Linked DNA regions of Homo sapiens: regions 2, 3, 4, 5 and 6 are each linked to region 1. A link is a loop called in an ENCODE intact Hi-C map of the cell type or tissue named here. Cell type or tissue: heart right ventricle. All regions are shown on one strand.

What was found. Hi-C counts contacts between places; a loop is a spot of excess contacts. Peaks named below come from ENCODE experiments on the same cell type or tissue, not always from the same donor. Only the 100,000 strongest peaks of a DNase experiment are listed, where the experiment ranks them.
Region 2: a loop joins it to region 1, with 5 times the contacts of the local background. A loop is called at or near these places in 55 of 110 quality-filtered maps.
Region 3: a loop joins it to region 1, with 7 times the contacts of the local background. A loop is called at or near these places in 56 of 110 quality-filtered maps.
Region 4: it touches region 1 in a loop (7-fold over the local background); 16 of 110 quality-filtered maps call a loop at or near these places.
Region 5: it touches region 1 in a loop (10-fold over the local background); 73 of 110 quality-filtered maps call a loop at or near these places.
Region 6: it touches region 1 in a loop (4-fold over the local background); 41 of 110 quality-filtered maps call a loop at or near these places.

What each region holds. Positions count from the first base shown.
Region 1 is chr4:147,588,957-147,592,956 of GRCh38, reverse strand. The region is part of intron 3 of LINC02507 (long intergenic non-protein coding RNA 2507); the gene reads right to left. Among named protein-coding and RNA genes, the nearest start is that of LINC02507, 21 kb to the right of the region's middle. In heart right ventricle, a CTCF peak has its summit at 2,489 (motif pointing right); a DNase peak (open chromatin) is centred at 2,506; H3K27ac peaks cover 1,034 bases.
Region 2 is chr4:147,115,647-147,119,646 of GRCh38, reverse strand. No RefSeq gene overlaps it. Among named protein-coding and RNA genes, the nearest start is that of TTC29, 170 kb to the right of the region's middle. In heart right ventricle, no CTCF peak of the experiment used is centred here; no DNase peak of the experiment used is centred here; H3K27ac peaks cover 1,253 bases.
Region 3 is chr4:147,105,434-147,109,433 of GRCh38, reverse strand. No RefSeq gene overlaps it. Among named protein-coding and RNA genes, the nearest start is that of TTC29, 160 kb to the right of the region's middle. In heart right ventricle, no CTCF peak of the experiment used is centred here; no DNase peak of the experiment used is centred here.
Region 4 is chr4:147,095,112-147,099,111 of GRCh38, reverse strand. LOC105377476 (a long non-coding RNA gene) reads right to left here. Exons shown (of 3, transcript XR_939316.3): 3 at 1,813-2,291. Among named protein-coding and RNA genes, the nearest start is that of TTC29, 150 kb to the right of the region's middle. In heart right ventricle, a CTCF peak has its summit at 1,900 (motif pointing right); no DNase peak of the experiment used is centred here.
Region 5 is chr4:147,159,487-147,163,486 of GRCh38, reverse strand. No RefSeq gene overlaps it. Among named protein-coding and RNA genes, the nearest start is that of MIR548G, 180 kb to the left of the region's middle. In heart right ventricle, a CTCF peak has its summit at 2,395 (motif pointing left); no DNase peak of the experiment used is centred here.
Region 6 is chr4:147,510,522-147,514,521 of GRCh38, reverse strand. The region is part of intron 2 of EDNRA (endothelin receptor type A); the gene reads right to left. Among named protein-coding and RNA genes, the nearest start is that of EDNRA, 31 kb to the right of the region's middle. In heart right ventricle, no CTCF peak of the experiment used is centred here; no DNase peak of the experiment used is centred here.

The DNA of each region.
Region 1 (4,000 bases):
GCCATTTGTATATCTTCTTTTGAGAATTGTCTATTCATGTCCTTAGCCCACTTTTTGATGGGATTATTTGTTTGTTTGTTTTTTTTCCTTGCTGATTTGTTTGAGTTCCTTGTAGATTCTGGATATTAGTCCTTTGTCAGATGCATACAAACTGAATTATTATTATGGGCAAATAATACTATTATTTGTTGATTACTGTCATGAGACTCAGGCAAGGTTGTTTTAACATCTCCCTAGGTCCTAGATCCATGCTTATTTTTGGAGTCTTGCTTCATATTATTCATATTAAAGTGAATATTCATATTATTCATAATATTCATATTAAAGTGAATATCTCACACTAATCAAGGGAAACATATATATATTGCTTAAGCATTTTTTTGACAGAATTTAAGAATTTTAAAATTTTTTAGTTTTTGAAAAGATTTAGCTGTGACTTATTTAAGATTAGCTTTGATTTCTTAATTCAGGAGGGTAAGAAGGTCCATGAACTTGGATGAAAAAAATCTGTTTTCATTAACTTCAAACTGAAATTTGTAATTTTATTTATTAAAGAATATAGGCCATACATCACATTAATATTAACAATATCTCTCTCACCAATAGAAACAATAGATATATTCATGTCACATTACAGGGATTACGAATATCCCAAAACATCATTTATACTAATTGCTACTTTGAATATATAGTTGTGACATTGTTATTAAATCTTGTTATTAAATGCATTAATAAATAAGCACATATTTACAAATTAGTATTTTAAAGTTTTTTTTTTTTTTTGAGATGACTCTTGCTCTGTTACCCAGGCTGGAGTGCAGTGGTGCAATCTCAGCTCACCACAACATCCGCCTCCTGGGCTCAAGAGATTCTCCTGCCTCAGCCTCCCAAGTAGCTGGGATCACAGGCGTGTGCCACCACACCCAGCTAATTTTGTGTGTGTGTGTGTGTGTGTGTGTGTTTAGTAGAGATGGGTTTTCACCATGTTGGCCAGGCTGGTCTCAAATTCCTGACCTCAGTGATCCATCCACCTCAGCCTCCCAGAGTGCTGGGATTACAGTCGTGAGCTACTGCGCCCGGCCGAGTTTTTAAAAGTTTTTTGAAAATTTTATTTTAAAATAGTTGGCTTTCTTTGTGGGGCATTTTAAAAAAGTTCCAGGAGCTTCACTTAGGCTTCCAAAGGGATCTATGGCACAAAAGTGGAAAAGATCCCCTGCTAGGGCCTCGTGGGTAAAACAGCCTGGGGCTCAGGCTATGGGTCACTCTCGCCTGGTATTTTTTCTTTGTTCTTTTGTAGAAAATAGTGGGGACTTAGCAGGCTCAGGAGAGTGCAACTGCAGGCAGAAACAAGAGAAAGTTCAAAATATGTCTAAACTTTACTGGAAGATTTACTGGTTATCAAGTCAGAAGACTTTGGATCCAGTCCAGGCTTACCTTTAATATTCTCACAGTAGATGCATTTGCTCATTGAATCAGCCAATCTTTAAAAAGGGCCTATCACCAGCCTGACCCTATGCCTAGGCATTGGAGCAGGCAGGCCCAGGGTTGAGTCCATTCTGTCACTCACCAGAGGAGTGACCTTGAACAAGTTATTTCATATCCTGAAGCCTCAGTTTTCTAATCTGTAGAATGGAGATACTGATTCTGAATTTAACAGGGTGGTTGAGAGGATTAGATAAGATGGGTGTAAAGTACAATAAACACAGAGAAGATTACAGTTACTATGAATCACCATTTTGTCTATAAACTCTTGCATCAATGTGCTGCTAGTTGTCAAAGAAAAGCATATAAAACAGTCTTCTCTTGTATCACTGATTAAATATTTTTTTCTGTTAATGTTTTTGAAGCATTGTTTAGAGAACTGTAAAAGTAGTTAAAAAGAGGAAATATGACTGAAAATTCATATTCCTGAAAATATATGAATGTTAAAAATTGTATCAGGTGATATAATGACTCATCAATAACCTTACTAGATTATTTATTCTTAAAAGATATATTTGGTCAGGCGCAGTGGCTCACGCCTGTAATCCTAGGTCTTTGGGAGGCCGAGGTGGGCGGATCTCTTTGAGTTCAGAAGTTGGAGACCAGCCTGGGCAACATGGTGAAACCCTATCTCTACAAAAAAATACAAAAGAAAAAATAAAAAAGAAGTGGGTGTGGTGCCTCGTGCCTGTGGTCCCAGCTACTCGGGAACTGAGGCTGGAGGATGGCTTGAGCCAGAAAGCGGAGGTTGCGGTGTGAGCTCATATCACGCCACTGCACTCCAGCCTGGGCAACAGAGCGACACCCTAAGGGAAAAAAAAGTATATTATAGTTAAAAAACTTAAAAAAAGTTCTATCTGTAATTATGATTCTAAGAGAGCCATCCCACTGTTTTCTTTCCTGATACTATATTTTCTAAAAGTCTAAACACAAGGCTTTCCTTTGTTTTGGTTTTGAAACTTTGACCATTTATTCATAAACCATGCTAAAAACAGCAACTACCACCAGGTCGCGCTGTAGTTCCACAATGAAAACAGGCTGGGGTCTAAGGAATTCTCGAAGGTCTCAGTTGTCACATCATTTCTGTTTTTTGAAGCAAAGAGGGGTGGAGACAAATATTTAAAAGGAAAAAGAAAAGCTTTTGCTGAAAATAAATAACTTCAAATTCACTATAATTTAAACGTTGATATTCAGCAAAAAAGATTTTATCTGAGAATGTTGCTATTGCTACTTTTAGAAAAAATTGCTTTCAACTCAGTCCTGTTATTTTCCGGATGGAAAAATATAAAATAAATAAATAAAAACCGTGCTGAAAGTTTTCTTTCCTATATTCTCTAGTGGTTGATGGATAATACTATTTTTTTAAAATCCCAAGATGAGGTATATTTTATTTAAAAATTATAGTGATAGCTTAGGTATAAACCAGGCTTTAGAAAATATATAAACACTTCATCTTAAAAACAGTTTTTTTTTTGTTTTGAAAAAGCCCTTTTTTCTTTTTTGGTCTTATTTTTCCCAAATGTCAATATTTATGAGTCAGGGGTTGTGGGAAATGTTACCTAGAGCTACAAGGGCCGGAGATTGCCCTCTTGTATCCCTGGGGAGTTGAGCATGAGTGCCAGAGGGCAATGTTTGGCTGGAAGGACCCAAGCCTGCCTTTCTTTGCACCCCACAGTATGCCCTTTGAAGTGAAAGACATTTCTGTACTCAGCTCTACTTCATAGGAATTCAACTCAGGATGAGCAATGCACACAAATTTCTGTATACCCTTTTAGTATAAAAACAGAGGCAGACTAACAGAAAACCAAAAAAGCCAGAATTAATGCAGGCTGTTTGGAGTTTTGGAAACTCTTCTGATAACTTAAGTCACAAATCTAAATTTCTGGATGAGACTATTTTTTGATCATGTCACTTTCAGAACATCAGTCACTTGAAGTTTAACCCCTTTTAGGATTTGGGTGGTATTATTAGGAGTTTTGTCAATGGCAAAGACAGAAGTCCATGAGAAAGAAATCCTCACAGAAATAAGGTAAAAATCACGAAATATCAGTAAATTATGAAGCTTACATTTGTTTTGAAAATGAACCCATCAGCATAATGAAAAAAAATGCATTATTTAATCCAAGTGTTTTAGTTTGCTTCCTTACAAATTGTCCGTTATTAGGGACTGAACAAGAAAATAAAAGCTGAAAATGAACAAGATTTACTGAGTGGAATACAGGGGAACTGGGAAATATGCTGGCAAATTGGAGCCATTAACAAGTTAAAAAAATCAGAAACAGTTTTGAAAACCAGAAAGTCACCAGTAAAATATATCCGTAAGGTCAAATGAGCTGTCCTGATGTTGATTCTCAATTTCCTCCTGCATTTATTTGAAGGAGCTTCTCTTTATTATTATTATTTTTAAATTTAAATCTTTAACCCCCATAGATGGCTATGTCTCCTAGTATCTTTCAGCTAAGGATTATAACTTTTTCTTTGCTCTATGAACTTTAACACTTCTTTATTTAGCTTGATT
Region 2 (4,000 bases), 470 kb after region 1:
AGAAACTGAATGTCTGGATTTCACCATCACATTTGCAGCATCATTAGGACACAAGTTGGTCTCTGAGAGCAAAGCGTACTTGTCAGGGGGAACTGTTCCTTTGCAAAGTACCAGAAAGTGAGATGATGGCAATAAAACTGCAATAAGGGGACAGAGAATACTTTTCACCTCTGCCAAGTTTTCCTAATGCATTCTCTAAAATGCAGATTCTGATTTTCATTAATTCTCTTTATGTAGGCAGAATTTTCCATTATTCCTCAGCAGACAATGCCTTAGTGTATCTCCAGATTTGGAAACATTTCACCTTTAAAATTGTTAATGTGGATTGTGAGAGTGAGAGAATTCTGGTGGTAACCCTTTTTAAAAGGAATATTTTGTTATCCTCCCTACTTTCCCAATCCCAACTGGCATGAGGTGGGCAAAGCCGTCTGCCTACTTGTTGTAAATGTGTACTCCAAATGGACACATTTTCCTAAAGCGGGTTTCCTTGGATAAGATAATCATGCTGATCTTTGTAATGACCAATGGCTAAAGTTCATTTGCAAAAGAAGAAAAAATCATGTAGATATAAATACAGACTCTGATGTATTTATGTGATCATATATTTATATTTAGCTACATGTCACATTTTATGTAGCATTTATTAATTTTAAGAGAGCAAGATACCCACTTCATCTGTATTAATGCCTTATCATTTAGAATATCCACTAGCTTAAGGTACCTTATTCTATTTTATTTTCTATTACCTATTCTCTTGGGAAATGTATTAGATGAAGTGAAGAACAGGAACGGGAGAGAAAAAACTCTCCTAACATGATTGTGATAAACCTCAGGAGCAGTATCATGTTTACTAAGGAGTTTCAGTTTTGCTTGGAAGCCTTCCCCTGTCCATTCTTGGTTATGGGCTTTGGTCCAGTTTCTCAACTAGCCGTGCTGTTAGCAGCAATAACTAAAGAGGAAGAGAAATTACACAGCAGCATCAGCTCTGTGAAATCAGGGCCTAGCACATAGTGGTCACTTAGTACCTGTGTGCTGGATTTGGAAGTGACAAACAATATAGTGCATCCACATTTTGGGGTCAGGATGCTGCCCCTGCAAAGGTCCACTAAGAAGGTAAGGACTGTGTGATGGTCGTGGTAGGGCCAGCAGGTGCCGAGGCAGGGCCAGGTGTCTTGAAAGCAGAAAAAGATGGGAAATGCTCCTATTAAAAGTTAGGGGCAAAAAGAGACTGAATGCTTTCTCTGTATTTTTGCAGATAACCTAGTGTGTAATATAGCACAATATGTCAAAAATCCATTCCCACACCTCCTAAACAGCCATACCCCAGTATTTTAACCAACAACTGAGATCATGTGGGAGTAGAGAGGCTGGTATTAAAAAATATAATATTTGTGGGCTTTTTTTTCTGTAAATAATCTAGTTTTTCAGATAAAATTTGTAATATTATTTTTAATAAATAAAATTGAGTTTCAGTTAGAGTACATCTCTTGTGCATTTATTTCATCTCTGTTTTGAAATAATCATCAAGTGAGGAAGCCTGAGTTTTGTATCAGTTTTTCAGGTGTGTTTTGATGTTATTATAAAAATATGTTTGAAAGGAGCAGAAGAAGATACCTATCATCCTCCAAATATCAGAGATTTGCTGAGCATGACGAGAACAATATTGCATTTTCCTTAAAACGAAGAATGAAAAGATTAAAAGAACATTGTATTTTAGAACCCAACTCCTTTTTAAAATATAAAAAAATGAGATTGTTTGCCAGACTATATAGGGTCCATGGAAAAACTACCACCATAGCCAGATCTGAGAAGAAACCCAAGGATCTAGAGTGAGAGAGTGAAAAACAACTCATAATGTTTGGACTGAGGGTTAAAGAAGGAAAAATCCACAATCAAGGTGTGATTCCAGGAGAGAAGGAGTGAGACGGCCGTCAACAAGAAAGCTGGCTTATTGCAGAGCAGGAACTTGGCAGGAGCGAATGGTAATACAGACACACTATCTTATCTTCTCCCGAGAAAGGCCTCCAGCTCTGAGCCTAATCCTTTTGGCAAGGGAGAATCAGGAAGCTTAAGATTTTATAGCCTTGCTGGGCTCTCCCTGTACCTATTTGGAAGATAAACAAATAACTCCAAGGCTTTTCATCACCCTTTAGCCTAAATAAGGAGTACATTTCTCCAGATAGATGGCTATTTTCAAGCCAAAAATGAGAGAGCAGGAACACATCCACTGTGGAAAGAGATAAGAGCTGTTCTGCTTAGACAGCAGAAGATCTGGAGACACCAAATCCCAGGCCAGATTTCACCGTGAGGAGTCTGGGGAAAATTTCCAATCTTTTGGGGATAAGAGACTGTAACTAATTCCCTTGGCAAATGGAGTTACGTGGGAAATAATCTTCAGTGACAAAGTCATCTTAAAATGATCTAAAATGACAATTGTCTGCATTTAATATTTTTTATCACTTACTACTTGATTAACCAAAGGTTTGGCACAACATTATGTGGTTTTGAAAGTGATGTGGCCAAAAAGAGAGGTAATTTTTTTATAAAGATATAGCCTGGTGTAGCAGAAGGATCATGGCTTTGGGAGCTAAAGATGTGGGCTTGTGTCTGAAGTCTTCATCTTGCTTCCTTTGTGATCTTATTACAAGTTACTTACTCTCTCTAAGTCCCAGATATTGTTTTCATCTGATGATAATGATAACCTACTTATTCTTTTGTGGTGGGGATTAGATAAGATACTAAGAATAGACATATATTAAATGATGTCACCTAATAGCATGTTTTGGATACTTGGAACGTAATCTGAATCCTGAAATTCCTTTTTTTTTTATTATTATACTTTAAGTTCTAGGGTATATGTGCACAACGTGCAGGTTTATTACATAGGTATACATGTGCCATGTTGATTTGCTGCACCCGTCAACTCATCATTTACATTAGATATTTCTCCTAATGCTATCCCTCCCCCAGGCCCCCACCCCCCGACAGGCCCTGGTGTGTGACGTTCCCCGCCCTGTGTCCAAGTTTTCTCATTGTTCAATGAGTGAGAACATGTGGTGTTTGGTTTTCTGTCCTTGTGATAGTTTGCTCAGATTGATGGTTTCCAGCTTCATCCATGCCCCTGAAAAGGAGATGAACTCATCCTTTTTTATGGCTGCATAGTATTCCATGGTGTATATGTGCCACATTTTCTTAATCCAGTCTATCATTGTTGGACATTTGGGTTGGTTCCAAGTCTTTGCTATTGTGAATAGTTCCACAATAAACATATGTGTGCATGTGTCTTTATAGTAGCATGATTTATAATCCTTTCGGTATATACCCAGTAATGGGATTGCTGGGTCAAATGGTATTTCTAGTTCTAGATCCTTGAGGAATCGCTACACTGTCTTCCACAATTGTTGAACTAATTCACACTCCCACCAACAGTGTAAAAGCGTTCGTATTTCTCCATATCCTCTCCAGCATCTGTTGTTTCCTGACTTTTTTTTTTCTTTTTTTGAGACGGAGTCTCACTCTGTTGCCCAGGCCGGAGTGCAGTGGCGCCATCTCGGCTCACTGCAAACTCCGCCTCCTGGGTTCATGCCATTCTCCTGCCTCAGCCTCCTGAGTAGCTGGGACTACAGGTGCCTGCCACCACGCCTGGATAATTTTTTTGTATTTTTAATAGAGACGGGGTTTCATCCTGTTAGCCAGGATGGTCTTGATCCCCTGACCTTGTGATATGCCCACCTCGGCCTCCCAAAGTGCTGGGATTACAGGCATAAGCCACTGTACCCAGCCTGTTTCCTGACTTTTTAATGATCGCCATTCTAACTGGTGTGAGATGGTATCTCATTGTGGTTTTGATTTGCATTTCTCTGATGGCCAGTGATGGTGAGCATTTTTTCATGTGTCTGTTGGCTGCATAAATGTCTTCTTTTGAGAAGTGTCTGTTCATATCCTTTGCCCACTTTTTGATGGGATTGTTTGTTTTTTCTTGTAAATTTGTTTAAGTTCT
Region 3 (4,000 bases), 480 kb after region 1:
GCTAGGTGGACTTGAACTTGAATCTTGGATTTTTCCACTTACTGGTTTACTTAGATTCTTTAAGCTTTAGTTTATATAAACAATATAAAATTATGTAGTTTTATGTCATCGATAGAAGGTTGGGAAGAGTGAAGGAGAGCAAGTATGGGAAATACTTAGTATCTGGCACACAGGAAGCACTCAATATGGAAAGTGGAAAAATAGGAACTGCATAGAACAGAGGCTCTTAACCTTATCTGATTCCAACCCTACATAACAAATATTTATTTATATATTTTTACTTGACAAAAATTGTGTATACCTATGGTATCTAGCATGATGTTTTGATAAATGTGCACATTGTGGAATGGCTAAATCAGGCTCTTTAACATATGCATGACATCACATATGTATTTTTTGTGGTAAGTGCTTGAAGTCTTCTTGCAATTTTCAAGTATACAATATATTGTTATTAACTATAGACACCATGATGTTCAATAGGTCTCTTGAACTCATTCCTCCTGTGTAACTGGAAATTTTGTGTCTGTTGACCAATGTTTCCCCAAATCCTTTCTCCCCCAACAAATAGTTTTATATTTTCTTTTCCCTTTACTATCTTAGAAAGAAATTTTAGAGCTAACACAAGATACTACATTATTTAAATTCGAGCACATTAGAGTGCTCTAATTATAACATAAAGGAGAAATAGAGGAAATTGGCAAATGGTGAAATCATAATATGCATTTCATGATAATTGGCAAATGGTGAACTAATAAGCATTTCAACATAATGCTTGGATACAAATGACACCAGAAGACAAAATACTTGTGCTTCCACAGTCATCCTGAGTATGGCAACTAGCCATGCAGAGCTATCCAGCTATGTGACTCAACAAAAAGTAGAACCTTGGTGACTTTTTCAAATAGGAAAAAACCCTTGGTAATATATCAAACAAGGCATAGTGATATTCCCTCACATATGTGGTAGGTGCATTACTGGGAATTTTATATTGGTTTATACAAACTAAATGTATCGTTTATATTTAAACCATACAGAAGCACCATTAGAGTTAAGGTTCTAAGCTAAAAAAGTTATAATCAGATTTTTTGGCCTACACAAACTTGGGATGGAATGATTTTTCATTGTGGGACTGTCTCCTTCATTACACCATGTTGATAATTCTGGACCCCCATCTACTAAATACCAATAGCCCCTACCCTCTAAATCTTAACCAAAAGTAACCCCACAGCTTTCCAAAAATACCTCCTAGTGGGATATGCTACTCTCTTTAGGAATCAATGGCCCAGAGAGGCATTGAATCTCAAAGCTGATTTTCTTAACTTCTTAAACAAGCCAAAGGTTTTGAAATCCAGGCTGTGGGGAGTGAGACTGAGGAATTCCTTTTTTTTTTTTTTTAACTTTTATTTTAAGTCCAGGGGTACATATTCAGGTTTGTTATGTAGGTAAACTCATGTCGTGGGGGTTTGTTGTACAGATTATTTCCCCATCCCAGTGTTAAGCCTAGTACCCATTACTTATCTTTCCTGGTCCTCTTCCTCCTCCGACCCTCCAACCTCTGGTAGGCCCGAGTGTCTGTTGTTTCCCTCTTTGTGTCCATGTGTTCTTGTCATTTAGCTCCCACTTATAAGTGAGAACATGCGGTATTTCATTTTCGGCTCCTGCATTAGTTTTCTAAGGAAAATGGCCTCTAGCTCCATCCACGTCCCTGCAAAGGACTTGATCTCATTCTTTTTTATGGCTCCGTAGTAGTTCATGGTGTATATGTACCACATTTCCTTTATCTAATCTTTTATTGGTGGGCATTTAGGTTGATTCCATGTCTTTGCTATTGTAAATAGTGCTACAGTGAACATTCATGTGCATGTGTCTTTATGGTAGAATGATCTATATTCCTTCAGATATATACCCAGTAATGGGATTGCTGGGTCAAATGTTAGTTCAGTTTTTAGCCCTTTGAGGAATCGCCACACTGCTTTCCACAGTGGTTGAACTAATTTATCCTCCCACCAACAGTGTATAAGCATTCCTTTTTTTCCACAACCTCGCCAGCATCTGTTACTTTTTTGACTTTTTAATAATAGCCATTCTGACTGGTGTGAGATGGCATCTCATTGTTTTGATTTGCATTTCTCTAGTGATCAGTGATGTCGAACATTTTTTCATATGCTTGTTGGCCACATGTATGTCTTCTTTTGAAAAGTATCTGTTTATGTTCTTGGCCCACTTTTGAATGCAGTTGTTTGTTTTTTCTCTTGTAAGTGTATTTAAGTTCATTATAGATGCTGGATATTAGACCTTTGTCAGATGCATAGTTTGCAAATATTTTCTCCCGTTCTGTAGCTTGTCTGTTTACACTGTTGATAGTTTCTTTTGCTGTGCAGAAGCTCTTTAGTTTAATTACATCCAATTTGTCAATTTTTGCTTTTGTTGCAAAAGCTTTTGTTGTCTTTGTCATGAAATCTTTGTCCAGGATGGCACTGCCTAGGTTGTCTTTCAGGATTTTTGTTTTTTGGGGGTTTTACATATAAGGTTTAATCCATCTTGAGTTAATTTTTGTATATGGCATAAGGAAGGGCCCTAGTTTCAATCTTTTGCATATGGCTAGCCAGTTACCCCAGCACCATTTATTGAATAGGGCATTTTTTCTATTTTTGTTTTGGTTGTTTTTCTATTGCTTGTTTTTGTCAACCTTCTCAAAGATCAGATGGTTGTAGATGTGTGGCCTTATTTCTAGACTCTCTATTCTGTTACATTGGTCTAGGTACCTCTTTTTGTTCTAGTACCGTGTTGTTTTGGTTATTGTAGCCCTGTAGTATAGTTTGAAGTTGGACAGTGTGACATCTCCAGCTTTGTTCTTTTTGCTTAGGATTTCCTTGGCTATTTGGGCTCTTTTTTAGTTCCATATGAATTTTAAAGTAGTTTTTTCTAGTTCTGTGAAGAATGGTATTGGTAGTTTGACAGGAATAGCATTGCATCTATAAGTTGTTTTGGATAGTATGGCCATTTTAATGATATTGATTCTTCCTATCCATGAGCATGAAATGTTTTTCCATTTGTTTGTGTCATCTCTGATTTCTTTGAGCAGTGGTTTGTGATTCTCATTGTAGAGATCTTTCACCTGGTTGGCTGTATTCCTATGTATTTTATTATGTTTGTGGCAATTGTGAATGGAATTGCATTCCGGATTTGGCTCTCAGCTTAGCTATTGTTGGTGTATAGGGATGTTAGTGACTTTTGTATTTTGATTTTGTATCCTGAGACTTTGCTGAAGTTGTTTATCAGCTGAAGGAGCCTTTGGGCCAGGGCTATGGGGTTTTCTAGATATAGAATCATGTCATCTGTAAACAACAATAGTTTGACTTCCTCTCTTCCTATTTGGATGTCCTTTATTTCTTTCTCTCGCCTTACTGCTCTGGCCAGGACTTCCAATACTATGTTGAATAGGAGTGGTGAGAGAGAGCATTCTTGTCTTGTGCTGATTTTCAAGGGGAATGCTTCTAGCTTGCTCATTCAGTATGATGTTGGCTGTAGGTTTGTCATAGATGGTTTTTATTATTTTGAGGTATGTTACTTCAATACCTAGTTTGTTGAGAGTTTTTATCATAAAGGGTGTTGAATTTTATCAAAAGCCTTTTCTGCATCTATTAAGATAATTATGTGGTTTTTGTCTTTAGTTCTGTTTATGTGATGAATCACATTTATTGATTTGCATAATCCCTGCATCTCAGGGATAAAGCCTACTTGATCATGGTGGATTAGTTTTTCTATGTGATTCTAGATTCAGTGTGCCAGTATTTTGTTGAGGATTTTTGCATTGATGTTCATCAAGGATATTGGCCTGAAGCTTTCTTTATTTGTTGTGTCTCTGCCAGGTGAGGTATTTCTAATAACCAAGATTCTTTGAAATTTCAAGAGGAAAGACTGGCAGTTTGTGGAGTTTACCTAAGGGAATCCTTGCCTAACTCTCCCCCTACCAGGAGAATGTTAGAAGGAGAGAAAA
Region 4 (4,000 bases), 490 kb after region 1:
ATGTGCAGACATGAAAGTCTTCCTCATCCAGATGATTTGGGAGGCCAACTCCCTCACACAGCTGAGTCCTTGGAACATAGGCAGGCTCAGTCTAGGATGGCTTCTAGAGAGAATACTTGGAGCAGCAATGTGACCCCCTAAGATGTCAGAAGTGGGGAAGGGGCTGAAATCTCCCTTTCAAAGGCTCACAGCTTCCTTGGCAGCTTGAGTAATTGGAAGAAACTAGTAGCCCAGCCATAGCTTCAAAGGGTGGTATCACTGATGATTTGAGAAACTCCCGGTATTAACATCTACCTTAGAACCTTCACAAATACACAAACATGAGAGGATTTGTCATACTATTGTTAGAGTCAAATGAAACACAACCTTGTTGTCAACTGACCAATACTTTGATTTTAGAGCTAGAAACTAGCATGAAGATTAAGGGGGTCTGGTGGTAGTAGCATCTGTAGTTGGGAGAAATCCCCTCAATAATAGAATTTTTTTTACTAAATTTTTTTAATGACTGTGCAAAAACAATTTATTTTGAGAATAAAAATATCTATGAAGTTCAAAATGCATGACAATAATACAAAAGATGAGTTGGTGGTAAATGGAGTTAAACTGGTAAAATTTCCTAGCATCATCAAGGAAATGGTATAAGCAATTATTTTATTATTTATTTATTGAATTTTTTTATTTTTCCATAAGTTATTGGGGTACAGGTGGTATTTGGTTACATGAGTAAGTTCTTTAGTGGTGATTTGTGAGATTTTGGTGCACCCATCACCTGAGCAGTATACACTGCACCATATTTGTAGTCTTTTATCTCTCGCCCCCCTCCCACTCTTCCCCCCAAGTCCCCAAAGTCCACTGTATCATTCTTATGCCTTTGCAGCTTCATAGCTTAGCTCCCACATGTCAGTGAGAACGTAGATGTTTGGTTTTCCATTCCTGAGTTACTTCACTTAGAATAATAGTCTCCAATCTCATCCAGGTCACTGAAAATGCGGTTAATTCATTCCTTTTTATGGCTGCTTAGTATTCCATCATATATATATATATATATCACAGTTTCTTTATCCACTCATTGATTGATGGACATTTGGGTTGTTTCCACAATTTTCCAGTTGTGAATTGTGCTGCTATAAACATGCGTGTGCAAGTACCTTTTAAATAATGACTTCTTTTTCTCTGGGTGGATACCCAGTAGTGGGATTGTTGGATCAAATGGCAGTTCTACTTTTCGTTCTTTAAGGAATCTGCACACTGTTTTCCACAGTGGCTGTACTAGTTTACATTCCCACCAGCAGTGTAGAAGTGTTCCCTGATGTCTGCATCCACACTGACATCTACTGTTTCTTGATTCTTTGATTATGGCCATTCTTGCAAGAGTGAGGTGGTATCACACTGTGGTTTTGATTTGCATTTCCCTGATCATTAGTGATGTTGGCATTTTCCCACATGTTTGTTGGCCATTTGTATATCTTCTTTTGAGAATTGTCTATTCATGTCCTTAGCTCACTTTTTGATGAGATTGTTTGTTTTTTTCTTAGTGATTTGTTTGAGTTCGTTGTAGATTCTGGATGTTAGTCCTTTGTCAGATGTATAGATTGTGAAGATTTTCTCCCACTCTGTGGGTCGTCTGTTTACTCTGCTGACTGTTCCTTTTGCTGTGCAAAAGCTCTTTAATTAGAGCTATTTATCTTTGTTTTTATAGCATTTGCTTTTGGGTTCTTGGTCATGAAATCCTTGCCTAAGCCAATGTCTAGAAGGGTTTTTCCAATGTTACCTTCTAGAATATTTGTAGTTTCAGGTCTTAGGTTTATGAAATATATTTACATTATTTCCTGAGCTGTCTTTTCCTTCAACTTGAAACTTCTCGCAATGGTCTGATTCATTAATGTCTTCAATTGACCACTAGATGGCAACATTGTTCTTTTATGTTGCAGCTTTGACTCCCAATAAGCAAGACAGATTTAATTTTCCAACAACCAATTTTAAAAAGTAAAAATGCAAAAGCTAGTAATTTAAATACATCACTCTGTACAATGGGAACAAGGTACAGCATATTAAATTATGATTTTTCAATTCATTTACCTAAAAAGTGTACTACACAGTATTCTATTTCTGTGCATTTTTGGATAACAGACATTTGTACCTGGTGCATTTGGAGATGGTGTGGCCTCGGCTCTTCTAGTCTTTGTGGCTACAGAGAACTGCCCAGATGTTGAAATATGTTTTCATTCAAATCATTTAACATCTCTCTTGATTTTGCAACATCCTGGAGCAGTGATTTCCAAATCTGGAAGCTAAATAAATAAATAAAATTCCAGGAACCCGTCCTCAGAGATTCTGATTTAGTAGCTCTGATGTGGGCATGGGTATCTGAGTTTTTAATAGCACCTCCATCTGCTTCTGATTATCAACAAGTTTGGAAGTGGTCTTCGTGTCCTTAATTCCTTTAGCAACAGAATCCTTCAAATAATATGAATTTTAAGTCAACTTAATTTAAAATTGCCACACTTTTTTTTTTATTTTAGCAAAATGGTCTTCATTAAAAATACTCAAATATCTCAATTACTAGAAAGTTGAATTCATTGTAAAGATAGTAGGGCTTTAACAATTGTAATTAATATTCATTCACCCTGTGTGTCTGAAAGAAAGGTGATCAGACCCACGTGTGAGTTGGGATTGATGTGATGAGAAAGATGGCTCGCACATGGGTTGCCATTCCTGTGTGTTTCTCAGAATGGGGATCCTTGCACTGGGGAGGGGTGGATTTCTGCAGGAATAATTTCAGACATTGCAGAAGGATGTGTCTCTATTGTTATTCTGTTAAATACTAGGATGTATAACATAAAATGTCATTATCATTTCGGATAATTTTGAGGGTCCCATCAGCTATGTGAAGTAGTATTTTTCTTTGTCATTTCCCATTTTCCCTCTTCTCTTTTTCTCCCTGTCACTTTCTCTTTCTCTGTGTCTGTCTCTCTCCCTTTCTCTCTCTGTCTATATATATATACACACACACACATATATACACATATGTGTTTATATACGTATATACACGCATATATACACTTATGTGTATATACACATAAGTGTATATGTATGTATATGCACTTATGTGTATATACACATATGTGTATATGTATCTATATACACATATGTGTATATACACATGTGTATATGTATGTATATACACATGTGTATATACACATGTGTATATGTATGTATATATGTGTATATGTGTGTGCATGCACTTGTGTGTATGTACACACACGTGTGTATGTGTGTGCATGCACTTGTGTGTATGTACACACGTGTGTATGTGTGTGCATGCACTTGTGTGTATGTACACACGTGTGTATGTGTGTACATACACTTGTGTGTATGTACACGTGTGTATGTGTGTACATACACTTGTGTGTATGTACACACATGTGTATGTGTGTATATACACGTATATATACATATGTGTATATGTGTGTATATACACGTATATATACATATGTGTATATGTGTGTATATACACGTATATATACGTGTATATGTGTGTATATACACGTATATATACGTGTATATGTGTATATGTGTGTATATATACACGTATATATATACGTGTATATGTGTGTATATATACACGTATATATATACGTGTATATGTGTGTATATATACACGTATATATATACGTGTATATGTGTGTATATATACACGTATATATATACGTGTATATGTGTGTATATACGTGTATATGTGTGTATATACACGTATATATACATATATACGTGTATATGTGTGTATATACACGTATATACACACATATACACGTATGTACACACATATACAGATATATATATCTAAATAAATATATATTTCTGTCATTATTTGTTCTGGATCATTATTAACTCTTTGGTTTAAGGTGATAGCTTTAGACCAATTAATCACTGTTCAAATATTATTTGCCTTGGCTCATTTGAATTAAGTGACCTCATTAGTTTTTTTTCTTTCTCTAAT
Region 5 (4,000 bases), 430 kb after region 1:
TATGTTTGTTTTGTCCACTGATGTATTCCAAGTATCTACAACAGTGCCTGGCACACAGTAGATACTCAGTAAATATTCACTGAGTAAATGAATGAGCACTCATCATCTTTACATGTGTGCCAGACTGTTGTCTTCCCATGCTGTCTACTGGACTGTTGTTCTCATATGTCAGAGCCCTTTTGGGTAAGTGGGTAACATTACTTCTTCCAGTCTTTATCATTGTTTTGCTAGAGTTGTCTGCTCCTTCAAATCTGCTCTGAACAAAGCCTGCTTCCTGCTTGACTTGACAACATGAGAATGTCTATTGCTGCATTTTTTGCCTCTTTCTGATTGTAGAGCTGTGACTACATTTCTGCATTTATTGCCGGCCATAATGTGGTTAAAAAAGAGGCATTTGAAACTCTCTTCAACTGCATGTTTTCAATGTGGACAGTGTGCAGGGACCTATGAAGAACGGCAGCTATAGGTTTTGACCAACGGTTGGAGGTTGTGAGGGTTAAATAGGCTTCTTATTTCCCATTGGTAGACAACTCCTTAAAAGGAGCACTCATGGCTGAGGAAGAATCTATTTAGGTGTGAGCTGAAAGGTAAAACCTTAAAGGTTGGGTACACTTTCCTACCTCATTGATTTTGCTCTCTAAAAACGGTATCACTTTGATTTTTTAAAGCTGGGGAGCTTTTTAGAAAATACAGTTTTTCAGGTACTGCACCCATTCATTTGTTCTGAGGTGTAGCCCAGGAATCTGGATGTTTATTCCCAGGTTATCACGATGAGAGAGAGGTTGTTGTTATGGAGAGGGAGTCTGGTAGGGAAAAGAATTCAGAGAGAAAGAAGATATCTACTGTATCAAGTGAAAACCCACTGTCTTTTGCAAGAATGCTCCTATGAAATGTTTCTGAGTTCCAGCATGTTATATCTCTATACTTAGGGATGTTATATCTCTGTGCTTAGGTTTATTGGAAAGACAGGTGAGGCTATGCCCTGTTCATTGCACAAGTGGACCTCTTTGTTATTCAAAGTCCAGATCCATCTGAATTTTCCTCTCTGCTCTCTTCTGGGATATCATTCTGCTGACAACAGCATGAGATTTTAAGTCGCAATGTTTATTCATAAGGAATTAGACTTGAAATAAGCTAAGCAATAAAATTTTTTTAAACCTCTAAAGCTCTATAGGCATCTTTTGTATTATTATTACTACTAAGAAAAACAGTATTATTGCTGAATCTTGTGGGTGCTTTGAGGCATGCAGTAAGCCAAGCTGGACATGGTAAGTAGGAAGGCCCAGGTGTGGTTGGTGGACTCACCTCTGGTGAGCGCTCTGTGAAATCAATTGAGTTGGCTTATGCTCTCTAGCCCCAGGAGGATACACTTTTCACATTGTATCCTTTGGCAGTTTAAAAATGTGTGTTCCAGGATTATTACTTTAAAAATTTTTGCCTGTGATCCTACACCCTAACAAATATGTTGTTTTTCTAGCAGATTTCTTTCTTTATTCTTATACATATATGCACATATTTTATACAGTTTTATTTATGTTATGGATACAATTTTCTCAATTTTTTTAACCAAACATTTTTCTTGTTTTTTCTAATCTTCACAATTTTAATCGTAATAACTACATATTATTTGGTATTTTTATTTGATTATTGTACAATTATTAGATAGGTTGTTTCCAAATTTTTCTGTGATGAATAAACCTAGGATTAATATGATATCTTCATGCCAACACCTCCTCCAACAATTTGAGTTTTTATCTTTGGCCAAACACTCAAATGTGAGATTATAGTCGCAAAAGATAGAAACATTTTCCAGGCTCCTGAAAACTATTAGAAAAACCTCTGCGCTTGATTTTCTCATCCTTATGATGAGGTTATAATAGTATGTTAAGTGATTAGAACAATGCATTCAATACATATTGGTGGCCACAGCTGCCACCACTACCACTGTATTACTACTACAATATTATTTGTATTATCATTTTGGGGAAGATCAGCTTTATTCTTATGAATAAAAACAAACATCTTAATACAATTTTGATAATCAGAATGCTCATATAGGGTTTTTTTTTTTTTTTTTGGTTTCTCTTTGTCTTTTTAAATTGATTTGAAGGCTGTTTGGTTTTTGTCCTTCCTCAATACCAGCTTTCGTCTTAAAATAATTGTCTTCTTAATTTCCTCCTTTTCCTTACTTTTTCCTCATGATGCCATTTCCATATAGGAAAGTAAACTATGCGTCTCTTATATTTATATATAATATTCTTACATTGTATTTGGTGGTAATAAAGGTAAATTGAAGAGGAAAAGGTGCTAGGAAAAGAAACACCATTGTCTGTCTCAGACTCAAGCTTAGCATCTATTCGGGTGGGGTGTAAAAATCTGACCTCTGGTGGTTCTGACCTGTAGCTGCAGGTCAGACTTAACCAAGTCTGAAATGGAGCACAGAAAAATGTATCCTCTGGCAGTGGCTGAACTGGTACAGGGCTGATTGATTGTTAAAGTTCTTTTGTACTGGTTGTGATGATCATTCCTTATGCCAGTTAAGACACTCTTGCTTTCTTCCTTACCAAGGAATTATCTTATAATTCAGTTCCTCAGAATGAAGGGCTTTAAATAAGTGTACCAAGCATCACAGTCTCCAAAAAATATTTTCTTAAAACTACTAACCACTACCATCATCGCCACAACCACCACCTGTTGAATTTTATCTAGAAATTTCAGAGAGGAAAAATGGATTCTAAACATGAGCAAAAGGGAACATCAGAGGGATTAAAATTCTATTTTTTTTTGGTCTTCAGAACTTCTTTAAATGGAGATATACCTTATCTCCTGATCAAATATTTTCAAAATTTTTACCTCCCAGGATTTAGGTTTTCTTAAAAAGTAAACTTAAAAGTCTCAAAAATAATTGTCAGATCTCATCAGATATCCGTATTTATTTATTGATCATGTAATTAAAAGGGAATAATATAAATGAAGGAAATAAAATTAGGTCTAAGAGGCTACAGGGAGTTTACGAGAAACACATGGAATATTTTTGTTTTTAATGGTTGTTTAAAATGATATGGGAAGGGTGTCCCTTTGCCTAAGCTTGAGAATAAATATTTATATTAAATTTTTATTATTTTGACTCTATAAAAACCTGTTTTCAAGGTGATTGAATTAATAGCACACAACTAAAAGTTAATTTGGTATTGTGCGTTTACATGTGTTTGTGTACAAAAGCTAGTTGAAAAGTGGAAGGATTTAGTTAATCATAGCTATGTGTTTGGTTCACATGAAATTATAGACTGTGAGACAGTTGGCATTGAAAATAAGTTTATTATTTCTAGATAGATGACACATTCTCCTTTGGTCCCACTATAAGTAGGGGCTGGTGTCTATGTTATTGTCTCTAGTCAAGAAGGGGATTATTAGTGACATGTCCTTTGCAAATTGGTTCATCAATCGTCCCCAGAATTTATACTATTGACCTTGACTTCAAATAAACAAGATTAATACTTTTCTGTAAAATAAGGTTGAGATTTGAATGTGTTTCTCGATCTCTTCCAAACCAAATCTTAGACTGACTAATGTTTAAAAGCTTACTAATGAGCCCTGTCATTTCAATATATTCTAATTATATATTATTGCTATGAATTATTTTTGAATTTGTATATATGTTGCAAAAAAGTTCAGAAATGCCAAAATATATAAATAGGACAATAATATATATATATATTTTGAGACGGAGGCTTGCTCTGTTGCCCAGCCTGGAGTGCAGTGGCGCGATCTCGGCTCACTGCAAGCTCCACCTCCCGGGTTCACGCCATTCTCCCGCCTTAGCCTCCCAAGTAGCTGGGACTACAGGCGCCCACCAACACGCCCGGCTAATTTTTTTGTATTGTTAGTAGAGACGGGGTTTCACCGTGTTAGCCAGGATAGATTTGATCTCCTGACCTCGTGATCCACCTGCCTCAGCCTCCCAAAGTGCTGGGATTACAGGCATGAGCCACCGCGCCCG
Region 6 (4,000 bases), 78 kb after region 1:
AGCCTGGGCAACGAGAGTGAAACTCCGTCTCAAAAAAACAAAAAAGAAAAAGAAAAAGAAAAAATCGTGTTGGGGCCATGTAGCCTGCATCCCCTTACACTCTCACCCAAAGACAATAGTCCCTAAAGACATCAGCACATAAAGTCACAGTACAATAACAGATGTTCTACTGCCCCAGGCCTCACCAGCTTAGCACTACAAAATAAGGCTGTTCTCCCCTATATTCAGGATGGGTTGTGAACCTATAAGATTTAGGTTCAAGTACGAGATTGACCTGTTGCTAACTGTGTGACCTTGGGTAAGCCAGTTCCCCGTTGTAAGTCTGTGTTTCTGTATTTGTTAAATGGGGGTAGTTCTCATACCTGCCACAAGGATATGATGCTCATTTGGGGTGCTCAAATGGGTTAATGCATATGAAAGAATTCTGCAAACTGAACATATAACACACAAACGTTATTTTGAATTGCTATAATTTGTAATCGTAAACTGAAACGTACCATTTATGCACAACCATGAAAATATAAACGAACTTATGCCTCTTTATCCATTCCAGATGTTAATATCCCCTGCTACTTAATCCTATTACTTGTACATTATTTTTGTTGTTGTCATGGCATCTTAAAATGGTACAAATAAAACTAGTGGCATATTTTTCTTTGTGCTGATTTTCCTCTCACCCCATCCTGTGAGGCCGAAGGGTTCTTCTCCTCTCCTTCATCTCCTGTTTGTCCTAGACAGGAATGAGGGATTTACAAATACAGTCTGTAATAGCTGCAAACCTCAAAGCAAGGAAAACCTTCTCTTCCCTTCAATATGAATTATTATAGGGTCGCTTAGAATTGGACATGACTGACCAGGTATCAGGCTTTAAAAACTGAGGTTCTGAGGTTTTTCTTTCTTTCTGGGGAAGGGACTGGGATGTAAAAGTTGGTACATAGTTGACTCAGTAGCAAACAAAAACATCTTCCAACAGCACAGACTGAGATGATTATAAAGATTGTGATGCCCAGGACAGGCCATTTATGAGAACGTGCTCTCTGGCCACTGCAGATACTACGAAATAAGTCACTGTGTGTGACCAAGAATAGATTTTGTTCTTCTGTTATGCATTAATTGCTTCAGGATTGAGACAGAGCATTCATACAAATGTCATAAAAGCTATGGCCTCTCCCTATCCCCTATCCATACACTTTTTCCTTTGAACAGGCTTTTCTTGCCTCCTGACCAGTCCAAGAATTCAGGATGTATGACAAATGCAGAGTAGAGCAGAAATTCCATAAATGGTTTTGACTCTGGCCTTAGGTGCCCTCCCTGAGCTGGGGGGATGGAGAAGCCCTCCTTGTAATCAAGGCAGCTGGCTTGGCATAGTAGCTCAGAGCGTGGGCCCTGAAGCTGGATTCCTTGGGGGCAGACTGACCCCAAGCTCTGCTGTCTTCCTGATCTTTTGACATTGGCATGCTCGTTAACCTTTGTGCCTGTTAGTTTTCTCTTCTATAAAATGAAGATCGTTCTGGTAGCTACCACAGAGGATTACTGTGGGCCAGCGAAGAGAGAATCCAGAGGAAGGGCTTGGCAGAAGTCAGAATATGGAAGTGTGAGCCATAACTATTGATGGTTCATGGTTATGGTCACCCATGGTCCAGGTCACCAGGTGCAGGGTGGTGGCAGGCCACACAAGAACAAAAGACCCCACCAGAAGATAAGCAGAAATAACAGCTTCTCAAGAAGCTCTAAGCAATCTTCCCTGGGAGCTCCACAGAAGAAGAGGGTGGTGTGACCTAACAGTAAAGAGAACAGGCTCGGGTGACTTTGTCCCCTGGCGTGACTTAGACATGTTAACTGTTCCTCATGGAAAACTGCAGATAAAGAGAGTGCCCATGCATATGGTTGATGTATTAAATGGGTTCATACATGAAAAGCACTTACAGCAGGGCCTGATCTATAGCAAATCATAAATGTTAGTTCCCGTAGGAGATGGATTCTGAGGAACTGCTTCTTGCTAAACTGCATTTAGATGGAAAGAGATGGAATTGTTGCTACTCACTAACCACATCTTTCACTACTGAATATTCGGTGTTTCAGTCTCTGTTGAGGTCTTCACTTTTTAGAATCTGAAATACATAGATGTTAATAACAACAAGGTGGATGAGAGGAAACAAGGAGAAAGAGAACTTTTTAAAGCCAGAGTTCCAGAGCCATGAAGATTTTTTCCTTTGAGGATAGATTATTCACCCAAGATATGGGCTTATCACCCCTGAGAATCTCAGTCACCTGAAGCCTGGGAATCAAGAGGAATATCTCTTTTTAATAACTCTCTTTGCTGTAAGAGTACCAATCCAAAAGTGAGGGACTTGAGGCTTTTACTTATTTTGTAAGCATATGACCAAAGGATCATTGGATAGAGAAGAATGGAACTTTAGAGAAGAAAAATTAGAGAGCCTCAATATTGAAATTGCAAGGTTTGTGCTGATTGTGTGTGTCAATACTTTAAGGTTTAATTCATAATGGAGAGGAGATTCATGCTAGAAAGAAAGACCCTGGTTTTCATGGAATGGAGAAAAGATTTTCCATGTGTTGTGAGTGGAGCCCTACATCTTGTCATAAAAACATACAAGCACAGTTTTGGGCCTTATTGTGTGTCTGGGTCAGAGCTCCCATCATAGAAATGGGGTGCTTTGACCCGGACAGACAATAAGTCCCAAAACCTAATGGAAAAGTTTTATAGTTGATTTTAATCATCAGTCTCTATGGTCAGACATGCTAGTGCCTATTTAAAAGAAACAGGCAGGCAAAACCAAAGCAGAACAAAACAAGATAAAACAGAATAGCAGAGATCCCCACATACAGATTTAGGTAGTGGATCCCAAAATCTTATCAGTGATGTAGGTGATGATGAATAGGAAAAAGGGAAAACAAATGGCATATTTGAAAGTATGCAGCTGATTTAATGATCTAATGTATAAGTTCTGAAGAAACTTAAGTTCTTTATTGTAAAATGTGTCATGTGGTCACAATTATCCTGAGTGTAGATGGAAAAAATGAGCCAAAAAAGATATGGTATGCAGCATGAGCAAAATAATACCATATGTGTGTTTCGGGAAAAAAAGAATAAAGTAGAATAAAGTTGATGCTCTCACTGACTTGATAGTAAATAAGATTGAGGTGATTTTGAATATTTAACAACAGAAATTCATTAGAAAATAAAACTTCACAATTACTCATAATTGAGGCATTAAGCAAAATAGAAGACAAAGTCAGGATGGCTGGCTTACTAATCATATTATGAAACTTCAGATAAGAATGGCATACATTTTAATAATTCACTATAAAGTTTTAGAAGCCAGGCTGTCTTCTAGGGAAATGCAATTTGTGGTGTCGAGAGTATTAAAACCACAAAAGTTCTATTGAATGCAGAGATGGAAGGATGGAACATACTAAAGGAGAAGTTAGAAATGCTGGCTTCCAGTCTAGCTCTGTCAAAAATCTAGAAGATTTAGCTCCCTCCTCTGCCAAACAAGAAATGTTAGGCTAGAACTAGATACTCTCTGAATTCTCTACCAGCTCTGAAATTGTACATTATTTTCATATCAGAACTCTAGTCTGTAACTAGTTTATCTGAAACTATTATTAACTCCATTTATCTCTAAGCTAACCTGCACCCTTCCCTGTACTGTATATGATTAATTTTGCTTTCTCAATTTCTTTTCATTCTTCCCGTGAAAGAGTGCTTCAGTCCCTTTTTTTCTACCTAAAAAGATTAAGGATGTCAGAACTTGGAGAATCCCACATATTGAAGCCTTGAGACTATTTATTTGCCTTGAATATATGAACACTATTTCATTACTCTCAAAGGAAAAGCTAAAATGTATAGTAAATTTGCCCAGTGAGCTGTAAGCATCATATTGTATACATAATTTGAATTACATATAAAATGTAGAAAAAATATCAGTTAAGTGGAGATTTTAAGCTTCCAACCACGGGTCTGTTATAAACAATAATG